Regions from separate parts of the Homo sapiens genome. Here region 1 is linked to region 2. A link is an interaction called in ENCODE POLR2A ChIA-PET data of the cell type or tissue named here. Cell type or tissue: PC-9. All regions are shown on one strand. Each heading gives the region's core, and the rest is flanking DNA. Links, peaks and the distances in the headings are about the cores only.

The links. Peaks named below come from ENCODE experiments on the same cell type or tissue, not always from the same donor. Only the 100,000 strongest peaks of a DNase experiment are listed, where the experiment ranks them.
Region 1: POLR2A ChIA-PET joins it to region 2 with 5 read pairs; 5 of 35 experiments call an interaction of 5 or more read pairs at or near these places.

Annotation. Positions count from the first base shown.
Region 1 is chr9:21,862,009-21,866,408 of GRCh38, reverse strand. It overlaps MTAP (methylthioadenosine phosphorylase), which reads right to left. Exons shown (of 8, transcript NM_002451.4): 8 at 1-4,400. The coding sequence ends at 4,395. Among named protein-coding and RNA genes, the nearest start is that of MTAP, 62 kb to the right of the region's middle. In PC-9, for the core only: no CTCF peak of the experiment used is centred there; a DNase peak (open chromatin) is centred at 2,518.
Region 2 is chr9:21,986,699-21,991,098 of GRCh38, reverse strand. It overlaps LOC124902130 (a long non-coding RNA gene), which reads left to right. Exons shown (of 2, transcript XR_007061436.1): 2 at 1-4,400. It also overlaps a transcript of CDKN2A not described here. Among named protein-coding and RNA genes, the nearest start is that of CDKN2B-AS1, 5.9 kb to the left of the region's middle. RefSeq lists a cis regulatory region at 1,621 and enhancers at 1,061-1,643, 1,549-1,693. In PC-9, for the core only: no CTCF peak of the experiment used is centred there; no DNase peak of the experiment used is centred there; H3K4me3 peaks cover 1,003 bases; H3K27ac peaks cover 1,432 bases.

The sequences.
Region 1 (4,400 bases), core at 109-4,108, 120 kb after region 2:
ATAAAAAAAATTGATAAACTAGGCTTCGTCAAAATGAAAAACTTGTTCTTTGAAAGACATAATTAAGAAAATGAAAAGGCAAGCTAAAGACTAAGAATAGTCACAACACACATATCTGAAAAAGAGTGTATCCAGAATATATAAACAATTCTTACTATTCAATAATAAAACAAAACAATCTAATTTTTTAATAAACAAAAATATTTGTACAGATAGTTCACGAAATATGTGAATGGCCAATAAGCACATGAAAAGAAGTTCAACATCTTTAATCAGAAAAATGCAAATCAAAACCACGAGATATCAAAATATACCCAATAGAATGGCTAAAATTAAAAACGCTGACAATACCAAGCTTTGTCAAGAATTCTTACAAATTACTGGTGGGAGTATAGGCATTTGCACAAGTGAAAATATGTTCACAAAAAGACTTGTAATTTCATGCTTATAGCAGCTTTATTCATAAAATTCCTCAAATGGAAAAAATTCAAACATTCATCAACAGGTGAATAGATAATCAAATTGTAAGATAGGCATATGACAGAATACTACTAGGCAATAAAAAAGGCACAAGCTACAGATGCATGCAACATGAGTGAATCTTCAAAACAAAGAAATAATGCATGCCGAGATTGTCTTTCTGAAGAAATTCCCCTCATTCTTTGGGATCCCGAGGTTCTCAAAGGCATAGCTGGCAACAGGCCCTGAAACAGCTTCTTCTGGACTACCCTACTAGTCTTGGTAGATTTCCTCGATCTTTGGCATTCCTTCTTTTCTTCCATGGTCTTCATTTACTGCTGTCCTTCTTGCCTATCTTGAATTATTCTATACTATTATGAGGAGAACACAGGTTCTTCCATCCTGGAACTTCAGTTCTTTGCCTTGCTGGGCCAATATATACATTGAGCCAGATTGTGTGCACACTGGTAGTTCCAAGGTGCAACAATCTTCAAAACATTTGAGGAGTGTATTAGTCCATTCTCATGCTGCTGTAAAGGACTGCCCATGACTGGGTAATTTATAAAGGAAAGAGGTTTAATTAACTCACAGTTCCACATAGCTGGGAAGGCCTCAGGAAACTTACAATCGTGGCAGAAGGGGAAACAAACACGTCCTTCTTCACATGATGGCAGGAAGAAGTGTTGAGCAAAAGGGGGAAAAGCCCCTTATAAAACAAACAGGACTTGTGAGAACTCAGTATCATGAGAACAGCAGTGTGGGGGTAACCACCCCCATGATTTAATTACCTCCCACTGGGTCCCTCCCACAACATGTGGGGATTATGGGAACTACAATTCAACATGAGATTTGGGTGGGGACACCGCCAAACCTTATCAAGGAGGGACTCTGCAAATGTGGCAAGAACTCCTCATTTCGTGACTTCCTAACCCATCAGATACTCCTTGAAACCTTATCAAATTGTTTCACTGGATAAGTGCTGGCTAAATGCTTGTTGAGAAAATTAAAAACATGTTCAGGCCACTGTCACAAGAATGAATAATTATTTGGAAAATAGGTGTTGGTGGGGCCACAACCATGCCCTGAGGTAGCAGCCAGAGAAGAGGCTCCAGGAGCATCCTGTGGATGCCAGAGCAGGCTCACGTGGCACCTGCAGGGCAGCTGGCTCAGGGCAGGTTGGAGGTCACCTTAGTCACTCCCTCTTCAAGGAAGTTCACTGTCCTCCACTCCTGAGGGTGCCACCGTACCAGAGTTTCCTTCCTTGAAACAAGCCATGGTAGCTACCTCCAGCCCTGCACAGCAACTCGTGCTAGCGAAGGGGGCAGTGAACAGGGGCCAGGTCACAAGGACCATGACCCTCGGGGACCACAGGGCCAGGATGTCATTCTCAAAACCATGAAAATCCATGCCAAATATAACAGCAGATTATAAGGCCAACAAAGACTTCTATGTACATGCAAATCTATTAATCACTAAGGGCTAAGTCACTAAACTACAGCTTTCCCATGATGCTCACCATCCATCCTTTGCGGAAACCAAAATGCTCACAACTGACCATGGTGTTCACTTAGTATACTAGCTTAAATTAAAAAAAAAAAATTAGTACAGCATCACAAGTGAGAAGTGTTCCAGGAAGTGTTCTTCAACAATATCCTCAAGCATAAGGTATGAGGAAAATTATATTGGCTTTGCATAAGGAGTGAATGATTGAGAACAAAGAAAAGAGTATACTGCATTCATTTAGTTAGTCTGAAAATGATGTTGCTAGAGAAGGCTATTTAATCAAGAAAAGTACCTCTGCAAGTTGGAGAGAACTGTACTTTCTGAACATAGCAAGAAAAATGCCCATACTTTTGCCCTGACATTCTTAGACACCTATTAAGAATGAGGAAAAGTAAGGTACCATCTATGTATCATATTGTAGTGAAAACAATCACACGTTACCAGAGCTAGAGAAGCCTGGGTTCAGGTTCATTAAGTTCTCTACAGATTGCTAATGGATAACCAGAGTTGAAATTTAATACTACATCAGGAAGTCCAAGGGTCATAATCATACTTGACCCAAATGGCTCACACTAATGAGTCATATTAATACTGGAGGGTAACTGTTTTGTTTACAATTAGCAGCTTATTATCTTGAAGTCAATCTCAGAGACACAAACAAACACATTGACTTTACAAACTCTTTAAATAAAAGGTTCTGTATCTTGATCCTGAAGTATCCTGTAATAGCCTACAGTGAAAAGAAAACAATTCTGAGGAAAAAGATCTCCCCATGATAAAAAACTGAAGCAAACAAAAAGCATTTCACTCTTTTTTTTTTTTTTGAGACTGAGTCTTACTCTGTTGCCCAGGCTGGAGTGCAGTGGCACAAGCTCGTCTCACTGCAAGCTCTGCTCACTGCAAGCTCCACCTCCCAGGTTCACACCATTCTCCTGCCTCAGCCTCCTGAGTAGCTGGGACTACAGGTGCCCACCACCACGCCCAGCTAATTTTTTGTATTTTTAGTAGAGACGGAGTTTCAACGCATTAGCCAGGATGGTCTCGATCTCCTGACCTTGTGATCCACCCGTCTCGGCCTCCCACAGTGCTGGGATTACATGGATGAGCAACTGTGCCCGGCCAACAAAAAGCATTTCTATAAAATAACAATAAAAAAAGAGTTAAAAAAGCAAGCTTCCACTTTATTAAAAAGCAAAAATTACCAACTCGTATAAAATAATTTAACTCATAAAAAGGAGAATCAAACATTACTTTTTAAAATATCAGATACCATAAAATGTGCATTTAGTCTTTTAAATAGTTAAACTTTCAGTTAAACTATTAAACACCTAGCTTTTCTCAGAAAGCTGTTGCAAACCCAAGTACTGTTCTGACTGTACAGAAATCAATGATCCTCTTCTTTAGCAGAATAAAGATGTAACTCCCTTAAATGACATTCACCTTAATATTACCAACTTAAATTCTGCTTCATTACCAGAAACAGTGTTTTCAAGAACTGGATCTTTCTAAATCCACTTTTATTTTTACAACAACTTTACTATTTGATTAAATTCACTGTAGAAAAATGTGAAGACACAGAAAGATTCAAAGAAAATAAAAATTATCCCAGTATCCCTCCCCCAAATACAATAACAAGGTTATATATATTTCTTTCTAGTTTTTTTGTATATTTACATAGCATTTTAAAGCAAAACTAGTACTATAAAATGCTACCATATCCTTTTTTCACTTCATATATAGAGCAACCGTGTCTTTTTAGGACATTGAAATATGCAAAAAGGATTTTCAGTTGGCTGATTCACAATCTAATTATAACTAAGACATAATTTACCTCCAATTGCAAGGGATTCAGATTGTTTCAATTATTTATTATTATAACTATCATTATTAAACACCCTTCTTTATATATAATTCTTTGTATGCATCTCTGATATGGTTTTAAAGAGAAATTGCTAGATGTAGAGTTCCCAGCACAAAGTACGTCCGTATTTTTAAGTCTTTTGATGCATTTTACCAAATTGCCCTCCAGAAATACTGTACCAATTTACAGTCGCATCAATAAATAACCAAAGAGTCCCATTTCTTCCTCACATTCTTTGGCAGTATAGGAAAGTAGAGATTACCCTCCACCCTTTATTGTTGCAAATTTAATAGGGGGAGAAGAGAATGGTGGGTTTTTTTTTCCCCCTTAAAATGTAATATTTTTTCCCACATGTTTACTAGTCATTTGCTTTTCTTCTGTATTTTGAAGTTGTCTAAATCATTCAGGAGTCTCTAATACACACAATGTCTTGTCTTTCTTACAACATACTCTTTGATAGGCAAGGGCATGAAAGCTGCATGTCTTTCCCATATTTTTTTCAAGTTAAGCAGGAATTCCCAAAATGACTGGAATTAGAATGTCTTCTTTTCTCCTGGGCAGCCATGCTACTTTAATG
Region 2 (4,400 bases), core at 252-4,251:
AAACAATGGGTACAGTTTCATTTTCTAAATATAAAATTTTTACATTGAATATGAATTTTTAAGACAAATTATCTGAATTCTGATTCTCATATACCTAACTACTAATATCTTCTCTATTTGTTGCCCAATGAGATTAATCCACCTCTTAAACACTTCACCATCAAGAAAAACAATTTTGTATTTTAAAATGAACCCATCCACTTTCATTCAGCTATTTTATATTCAGGCATCATCCTAAGGAAAGAAAGGTTCTGACAAAGATTAATACAGATGGATAAGTAGTAGCAAGAAATCAAAAACTGCATAAAATTCTAGCAATAAAGTGTTAAATTATGGTACAGTTACATTCTGGATCATCAGGTATCTGAAGAATATTTCATAGACTGTTAAATGATTGCATTATAAAGTCAGGTTTTTTTAAAGCAAGATTCCAAACAGTAAACAGTTTCTCTCTCTCTCTCTCTCTCTCTCTCTCTCTCTCTCTCTCACCAAATTAGTTATAATGGTTTCCGCAGGATGAGAGGGGTTGGGAAAAAGTTTGGTGATATTTATTTTCTTCGTTTCACTTTTGAGTTTTCCAAAGTGCTATGACCATCATCAGTAAAATATACATTTCCAAAGCCTTTGACACACGGTAACAGTCCTACACAGTGGATGAACTAAGAGCTTCTCTACCCTTAGATGGGTAGGGAGGGAGGAAAGACAAGGAAACTGAGTTGTTTAAGTGTCATACACGAGAACGTGGCTTTAAGGTCTGGGAAAACCTGCGAGGGCTGTGACGTCAGACTGTGAAATGCACGCTATGTCCATTCACCAAGACGTTCCATTTTAAAACCCATAAATCCGTAGCTATACCTGTTTCCAAGGTGCCTCGTGTTAGGCCTCTGGTCACAGCACTTGGCGCCCTTCTTGGGATCTCTTCTCTCCGCCCCCACTACCCCACCCCACAAGCACACTCTAGTCCCCTCCAATCAATTTCAGGCAGGTCTCGCCGCCTCCGGAGCCACGCTGGGGGTGCAAGGGCCCTGGACCCGAAAGAGCGCCCGCCCGGCGACAAGAGATGAGATGCACGCTGCTCCTCCACTCCTCAGCCCCCACCATCCTCCTCCTGGATCCTAACTTCCCCACTCTCTCAATTCCTAGAGACGCTGCGGATCCCAGAGGCTTAACTGGCAGCTGGAACGAGGTCCTCCAACAAGAATTTAGACGCTAGGTCCAATTATCACTCCACCGCGCGCACTTTCCGCAGGAGCGATGTGATCCGTTATCATAACTGCGGACCTGGGGTTCCACGTGGAAGACGATTGGGATTTCACTGGCCGCGGTGGGGGTGGGAGCAGACAGAGTCTGAGTGGGGTTAGTGGACTCGAGACGAAAGGCAGGACATGACAGAAGGCAACTCTGGGTCACCTCTCCAGCTTGGAACTGGCTAGGCCTTGTTTTGGAGGGGATGGGTAGATGAAAAGTGAGTCAGGGTTACCCGGAGGAACCACGGGGAAAGTGCGCTTCTGAGACTCTTGACAGCCATTTCGTTCCCTTCCAAGCCAGATGGAGACCCAAGAGTGTTGAAAGGCCACGACTTCCCTCAGTTTCTCCATCTGGGGGTGCAGGATGGTATAGAGAGTGGCCCGTAGTATTTTTCCAGTGACGATGTCTCTCCATTGTTTTCTTCTTATATTGCAGCTTTCCCCATGTTTGAAAATTTTCTTTTCAAATGAAATCATTGATTAGAATAAAAAAAAGTAAGTAGCTATTAAAACAAGATCAATTTCCATGACAGTAAGCCAACCGATGGAGAAAACCTTGGGAATTAATAAATGAAGGATTTGTTTGGTAGATGATAAAAGGTCCTTTTAAAGGGTCTGACTCTTCCTAGAAAAACCCACCAACTTGGGACCGCAACAGATTTACCATATCCTAATTCATGCTATTTTAATGTGTATTCAGCAAACCCACATGTGTTTACAATTGTCGAAGCTACCAAATGTCAATAGCGTTTTTTTTCTATTTGTTGAATGTGAATCTCTTGTACGAAGCCATATAAACAGAAGAAATTACAGGAATGATTTTAAATCACATACAAAACCAATAGTATTGCTAGAGGAGAGTTAGTCAAGGACGGCATTATGAAGAAAGTGAGGGAGAATTTCCAAAGAGCAGAACGATAGGGCTTGGTGGACCAAAGAACGTTTCCATCTAAAGGGAATGGCAAATACTTAGAGTCTCTGAACCCACTGAATCTTGGACTATTTAACTAATATTTGTAGTTCCAGATATAGCACAGTGCCTTGTACATAGTGGTATTTTTAAAAATATAGTGCCTCGTAGATTTTTTTTCAACTTTTATTTAGGAGGAGAGGGCACATGTGCAGGTTAATTACAAAGGTATATTGCACCATGCTGAGGTTTCGAGTACGACTGAATCTGTCACTCAAGTAGTGAGCACAGTACCCACAGTAGGTAGTATTTCAGCCCTCGCTCATTCCCTTTCTCCTCCATCTAGTAGTCCCCAATGTCTATTGTTCTCATATTTATGTCCAATTAGCATTTGTTTTTTAAAAAGGGTGGTTGAAGAAATTCTCAGTGCTTGTCAGTGTCTCTCAGTGCATTCATTTAATTCATGAGCCCTGGAATGATGGTTTCATTTGGGCAGAACTCTACAATCAAAAAGAAGTAATAAAAGGGAAAAAAAAGTGAAAGCCATCAACTACAGGATTGAAATTCCCAAAGCATCAGAGGTCCTTTCAAAAAATAGTATGTTGATTTTTAATTTTTATGACTTATTGGCTTTGTTCATGAAAATATAAACATGTTATCACAAAGGATTTTTTAATTCAACTATTTCTCAGTTTTCTCTTTCACCTTCAAAATAAAATATCATAAATTATTTAAATGGTTGTGAAGGCAGTAGGATTTTTTTAAGAGAGAAAAGTTTTATAGAGGTTCAGAATTACATGAACAAAGACATGTAATCTCTTAAGCAAATTGAAACTAATAAAATCGTACAATCAAGGTAACGTAAATAAAAAAGCCTCTGCTTTCTTAATTGAATTATGTGAGTAACTAGAAATTTTAAAAGTATGGCAAAGGTTAACAACAGCATTATTACCTGGGCTGCCTTTAAAAATACATATTTCTGGGGTTCACGTTCAGAAAATTTGATTCAGATTTGCTGTGGGTCCCAGAAATCTGCATTTTAAATAAACACTTGAAGGAGATACTAATACAAGTGGCCCATTGGGACACAATTTGACAAATATGACCAATTTTACTTTTTAAACCTTATTTCTGCTTCTTTATCTTTGAATTGAGGTCCAGGATTTTAGGTAAGATTTTAAGTTTAGAGTCAGTTTACTGGATCCCAGGGAGGAGAGTCTGAGTAATCAGTGGAGGAGTTATTTCACCAAATGAAGGAGACCCTTTATTATTATGTGACCCTTTGTATGAATTGGAAAAGAATGTCTTGTAGATACCACATTTTTACAGTCAGAACATAGTTTGAGAGAAAAAAATATAACAAGATATATTTGTGTTTTAAAGCTTACAGAACCAGACAGAAAATTTCCACATAAGCTATATAAGATACGTTGTCTTTTTAAAACACTATATACACTTCTTTCTGTTCGTGCAGGATGAATGGATCTCTCTCTCTCTCTCTCTCTCTCTGTGTGTGTGTGTGTGTGTGTGTGTGTGTGTGTGTGTTGTAATAAGGGGTTTCTTTCATTTTATGATCCAGACCAGGCTCGTAATAAACATGACAACCTAAAATTATGTAAAAAAGAAAAATCAAAGCACAAGTGTTTCACAGGTTTAACTTATGCTTATCTAAGATCAGGGCAAGATTGCAGGAAAATGTAGCCATAACAGAATAAAGCATTTATGGACAAAATGATGGGTCTTTATGTCTCTGTAAAAGCACAGTGATGGGGGGGGAAATATAGATGAAAAATGTAAGCTAAAAAGTAACAATTATAAGAAAAACTAAAATATCATGCCTTTCAAATGATCATTTTTCTGCTTTTAAGCTAAAATTTGTCTAATATTACACCAGTGACTTTGCTGATGTATTAGGAAAAAGCTTGTTTTGCTTTCTTTTCTCGAGTGCCACCATTTTCTTGCTCTCATTCTCTTTCAGGCTGCCAGATCATCTGACTCAGCAATTGTATAACTCTCTCACCCAATTTAAAGAAACAGCAGCTGTCTAGAGAACAATGACTCCCCCAGTTGAACATCTAATTGTTAAATGTCCAACATCGGACACTTTGAATTTTACTCCATGCAATTTACATGCTGAATAGTTGAAGTTGAATATATTATATTTAACATTTAATTTTTAAAAGCTTATTGAAACTTTCTTCCTAAATCACATGGTAAAGTTATTGTTTTCTTCAAAAACAATT